Linked DNA regions of Homo sapiens: region 1 is linked to region 2. Evidence: chromatin contacts called from ENCODE Hi-C or POLR2A ChIA-PET data. All regions are on one chromosome and are shown on one strand. The core of a region is the stretch at or near the end of the contact, and the rest is flanking DNA. Distances in the headings are between cores, read along the strand shown. Region 1 has its middle 27 kb from the start of CPT1C. Region 2 holds the start of FLT3LG (fms related receptor tyrosine kinase 3 ligand).

Evidence for each region. A loop is a pair of places that touch in the nucleus more often than their neighbours do. ChIA-PET counts read pairs that join two places held with the same protein, here RNA polymerase II (POLR2A). Pooled maps may share reads with other maps.
Region 1: a pooled map shows a loop between it and region 2 (5-fold over the local background). The contact joins the enhancer-like site here to the promoter of FLT3LG in region 2. A Hi-C loop is called at or near these places in 2 of 50 pooled maps. POLR2A ChIA-PET finds 5 or more read pairs at or near these places in 6 of 52 experiments (CD4-positive, alpha-beta T cell, K562, MCF 10A and 2 more).

Annotation. Positions count from the first base shown.
Region 1 is chr19:49,716,288-49,718,987 of GRCh38, reverse strand. No RefSeq gene overlaps it. Among named protein-coding and RNA genes, the nearest start is that of CPT1C, 27 kb to the right of the region's middle. RefSeq lists a cis regulatory region at 1,035-1,570. Within about 2 kb of position 1,332, at least 19 of the 41 ENCODE cell types and tissues checked have a DNase peak (open chromatin) inside an H3K27ac peak, as active enhancers do.
Region 2 is chr19:49,472,796-49,475,495 of GRCh38, reverse strand. FLT3LG (fms related receptor tyrosine kinase 3 ligand) reads right to left here and starts at 1,281. Exons shown (of 9, transcript NM_001459.4): 1 at 1,215-1,281; 2 at 824-893. The coding sequence starts at 856. RefSeq lists a silencer at 823-902.

The DNA of each region.
Region 1 (2,700 bases), core at 83-2,582, 240 kb before region 2:
CCTCAGCCTCCCAGGTAGCTGGGATTACAGGCAGGCACCACCACGCCGGGCTAATTTTGTATTTTGAGTAGAGACAGGGTTTCTCCGTGTTGGTCAGGCTGGTCTCGAACTCCTGACCTCAGGTAATTCACCCGCCTCGGCCTCCCTAGGTGCAGGGATTACAGGCATGAGGCACCGGGCCCGGCCCCAGAGGTCCCTTTCATTGTCCTCTTGGTTCTAGCTGGTTTTAGCCAGTTTCTTTTGCTGTTTTCTGTCTTATGAGTGAGGTCTTGTGTCCTGTTGTCTTGGAAACCAGTCTTGCCAAATTCCTATCTCACTAGGGTATGAAAAACAAAGACAAAGGTTAGAGTTATTAAAAACTATACATTTGGATCAGGAGCCAGTGGACATAAAACTGAGCCTCTGGGCTGGGCCCAGTGGCTCACGCCTGTAATTCCAGCACTTTGGGAGGCCAAGGCGGGTGGATCACCTGAGGTTGGGAGTTCAAGACCAGCATGGCCAACACGGGGAAAACCTGTCTCTACTAAAAATACAAAAATTAGCTGGGCGTGGTTACGCACGTCTGCAATCCATTACTCGGGAGGCTGAGGCAAGAGAATCACTTGAACCCGCGAGATGGAGTTTGCAGTGAGCCAAGATCACGCCATTGCACTCCAGCCTGGGCTACAGAGTGAGACTCTGTCTCAAAAAAAAAAAAAAACTGAGGCTCTGAAGAGGAGGCACTGCTCAGATGGTGCTGGTGTTTCTGAGCTCAGAGGAGGATCACTAGAGACTGGAATTTTCTTTCTTTTTTTTTTTTTTTTGAGACGGAGTCTCGCTCTGTCACCCAGTCTAGAGTGCAGTGGCGTGATCTTGGCTCATTACAAGCTCAGCCTCCCGGGTTCATGCCATTGCCCTGCCTCAGCCTCCCGAGTAGCTGGGACTACAGGTGCCCGCCACTATGCCCGGCTTATTTTTTGTATTTTTAGTAGGGACAGGATTTCACCGTGTTAGCCAGGATGGCCTCGATCTTCTGACCTCGTGATTGACCCGCCTCAGCCTCCCAAAGAGCTGGAATTACAGGCGTGAGCTACCGCACCCGGCCCGAGACTGGAATTTTCTCAGGCAGGGGTGCTGGTCTGGCATCCCCAAATGGTCTGGCATCTCTGAGGATGTGCAAGTTTGGAAAAACTGCAAATTGGATTTAGCTGCTGCTACAGGAAAGAACTGCCTTGGACAGGGTGAAGAAGCTTTGCTGACGCAGATGAGAACAGGAAACCAACGGGAAGTAAGCAGAGAGCAAACAGGAAGGAGCAAGAACCCTTTTCCTCCTTCAGGCTCTACGGTCAGTCTGGCACCCCCTATTGGCAGAGGCTAACACACCACTTGGCAAAGTGAAAGTGGGGTTTTCAGAGTCCCATTCCCAGTTACCCAAAGCCCAGTGCTGGGAAATAGATTTGAAGCCAAGAGATAATAGCTTAAGAAGTGGTACACATAATAATAGTATGTGCCAAGGACCAGCAATTATGATTAATCCAATTCTGTACCCCTGAGGACCAAATATATTTTTGAAAGACTACTTGCAAAAAAAAAAAGTCGTGGCCGGGCGCGGTGGCTCACGCCTGTAATCCCAGCACTTTAGGAGGCTGAGGCGGGTGGATCACGAGGTCAGGAGATCGAGACCATCCTGGCTAACATGGTGAAACCCCGTCTCTACTAAAAATACAAAAAAATTAGCCGGGTGTAGTGGCGGGCGCCTGTAGTCCCAGCTACTCGGGAGGCTGAGGCAGGAGAATGGCGTGAACCCGGGAGGCGGAGCTTGCAGTGAGCCGAGATTGCGCCAGGCAGTATTCCAACCAAAAATAAATTTCTTGGTCAGGTGCAGTGGCTCACGCCTGTAATCCCAGCTACTCGGGAGACTGAGGCACAAGAATCATTTGGGCCTGGGAAGAGGAGGTTGCAGTGAGCCGAGATTGCACCACTGCACTCCAGCCTGGGTGACAGAGTGAAACTCGGTCTCAAACAGGCGGGGCACGGTGGCTCAAGCCTGTAATCCCAGCACTTTGGGAGGCCGAGGCGGGCAGATCACATGAGGTCAGGAGTTCTAGACCAGCCCGACCAACATGGAGAAACCCCGTCTCTACTAAAAATACAAAATTAACCGGGCATGGTGGTGCCTGCCTGTAATCCTAGCTAACTTGAGAGGCTGAGGCAGGAAAATCTCTTGAACCGGGGTAGGTGGAGCTTGTGGTGAGCCGAGACTGTGCAATTGCACTCCAGCCTGGGCAACGAGAACAAAACTCCGTCTCAAAAAAATAAATAAAAATAAAAGCAAATTTCAAAAAAGAATATGAGGGTTGAGGCTGAGGTGTTTGCAGTTTGTATTCTTTATTCCTGTGTAAAAAAAAAAGTTACCCCAAAGTATAGCAACTTGAATTAACAAACATTTATTATCTCACATAGTTGTTAAAAGTCAGGAAATCAAAAGTAGCTTAGCTAAGGTGGTTCTGGCTCCGTGTCCCTCATGAAGTTGTGGTTAAGCTGTCAGCCGGGTGACAGTCATCTGAAGGCTTGACTGGGACTGGAGGATCTGCTTCCAAGATGGCTCACTCATGTGTGCCTCACTGGCTGTTGGCAGGAGGTCTCAGTTCTTTACCACGTGGGCCTCTTCATGGGCAGCTTGAGTGTCCTCATGACATGGTGGCTGGCTTCCCCCAGAGC
Region 2 (2,700 bases), core at 32-2,531:
TGTCCAGTTTGCATCCCCCTCTGCCCCACCCCTCTCTCTCCCCATCTCCCCCACTCTGCTGGTCTCTCTCCAACCACCTCATCTTCACGTCTGGTTTCCTCGCCCGGGTTCCTCCAGCTCTGTCCCTCCCTCTGCCTTCTACACCACTGTTGCCTGCTTCTCTCTTGATCTTGGTCCACGTCCTCTTCATTTGTTCTTGGCTCTGTCCACCTTCCCTCTCCTCTGTCCATCTCCCCCCTTTTCTGTCCATCTCCCCCTCCTCTGTCCATCTCCCCCCTCCTCTGTCTCTCTTCCTCTCCTCTGTCCGTCTCCCTCCTCCTGTCCACCTCCCCCTCCTCTTCATCTCCCTCTCCTCTGTCCATCTCCCCCTCCTGTCCATCTCCCCTCTCCTCTGTCCATACCCCCTCCTCTCCATCTTCCCTCCTGTCCATCTCCCCCACCTCTGTCCATCTCCCCCTTCTCTGTCCATCTCCCTCCTCCTGTCCACCTCCCTCCTCTTTATCTCCCTCTCCTCTGTTCATCTGCCCTCTCCTCTGTCCATCTCCCCCTCCTCTGTCCATCTCCCCGCTCCTGTCCATCTCCCACTCCTCTCTATCTCCCTCTCCTCTATCTCCCCCTCCTCTGTCCATCTCCCCATCCTCTGTCCATCTCCCCCTCCTCTGTCCGTCTCCTCTCCTATCCATCTCCCCTCACATCTGTCCATCTCCCCTCCTATTTCCTCGTCATCTGTCCATCTGTTCTCCCGTCCATCTCCCCTCATCTCTGCCCCATCCTGACATTGTGCCTCCCCTCTCCCCTGATCTTGTCCCTGGGGTTTACGCACTGTTGGGCTCCAGGCTGGCGCCAGCACTGTCATTTCGGCCGGGGGCCCCTCATGCCTCCTGTCGCCGGGTCTTGGAAGGGACAGAAGAACAAGTCTCGGACCCTCATGCCCCAGCCCCTGCCCTGCCCGCCCCTTTGCCTCCCCGCCCCTCCCGCGTCCCATTGATGTGGCTGAGTTTCCGCCCCTTCCTCCCCCAGGCTTCCTGCGTCTGCCCCAGTTACGGTGAAAACTCTTCATCTCCACTTCTAAGAACCTCGACGTCTGGTCCCCAGAACCCTCCCCAGGTTAGGGACCCGGGAACCCAGCCCCCCACCCTCTGCTCCCCCTGCCCCAGGAGTGGGGACCCTGGCTCCGCCCCTTGGGGACCTAGAGTCCAAGTCTCCTCACGCACCAGGCTTGCCCCAGTTGGGTGTGGAAGGGGCCAAGCCGGGTGACAGCCAGAGACCGAAAGTGAAAGGAAATTTTTGGGGGGAGACAGTCAAGGGGTGGAATCTGGGCCCAGGCGGAGCGCGCCCCCTGGTGGTGAGAGGCGGCCGCTCACGCCGCAGATGGCGCGTTCTCCGGACGCCCCGCAGCGGGGGCTGCAGTGGGGCTGACTCCCTGGGTGGCACGCCCAGTGCATGGTGAGCTGGGGCTGGAACCCGGATCTGTCTCTGGGAACTCGCAGTTGCTGTGTCTTACCGTCCTCCGGGCCCCAACTTTGCCCCGCCAAGGCTTGGCACACAGGACTCAGGATGCATCTTGTCACATTGGGCCTGGCAGGTGTCGCCCTAGCACTAGCTTTATCACTGTGGGAGCTTGGCCAGCCCCTTGACCTCTCTAAGCCTCGGCTTCTCCAACTCCAAACTGAGGGGTGAGGTGGTACATGAGACAAAATAGAAGCTCTCTTCCACATCTGTGGATCTCTGAATCTCTGAAGCATTTTTTTTTTTTAGATGGGGTCTCACTCTGTTGCCCAGGCTGGAGTGCAGTGGCACAGTCTCGGCTCACGGCAACCTCCGCCTCCTGGGCTTAAGCAATTCTTGTGCCTCAGGCTCCCAAGTAGCTGGAATTGCAGGTGCGTGCCACCATGCCCGGCTAATTTTTGTATTTTTAGTAGAGACGAGGTTTCACTATGTTGGCCAGGCTGATCTCGAACTCCTGACCTCAGGTGATCAGCCTGCCTCGGCCTCCCAAAATGCTGGGATTACAGGTGTGACCCATCACGCCCATCCTGAATCTCTTGCTCACCCATCTGATCCGTGGCAGACTGTCCTGAAACATCTGCTGCCCCCACCCCCCCAGCAGGAGGATTCGAGGTCCCATCCTGGGGAACTCGGACATGGCCACACTCACTTTGGCCAGTCACATGAGGGTGGAGGTGACAGGTGTCACTTCTGAATGGAAGTCTAAGGGACCGGGGAGTGGATGGTGGAGGATGCATGGAGAGAGCGCCTCTATCAGCCAAGTTTCCTGTGCCACTCGGAGGAGCACAGGGATCCTGCCAGCCCCGGATGAGCACAGGGAGTGTAAGCAACAAACTAATGTTGTGGTTGTGGCCCACGCAGATTCGGGGGTTATGTGTTACTGCAGCAAAGCCTCGCCCGTCCTGGCCTTCATCATCCATTTCCCTTCCCTGATCCCTCTGCCTGCCTCACTTCCTGTTCAGCCTGGGTTAGCTGCCTTGTCGCACCCAATGGTCAGACCTTCCATCTGGCTAGAAAGATTTAAATGAAGCAGAGAGGCAGAGATACAAGCCCCAATAGCTCATGTGGCCCATGGACAAAGGACCTGCTCTAGCTCCTTCCTGACCAAGTCCTGGGGCCCCTCAATGTGTGTCCTGCCCTATCGCCCTATTGCCTCTAGGGAATCTCTGTAGCCTTCCAGAAGACTCCTCT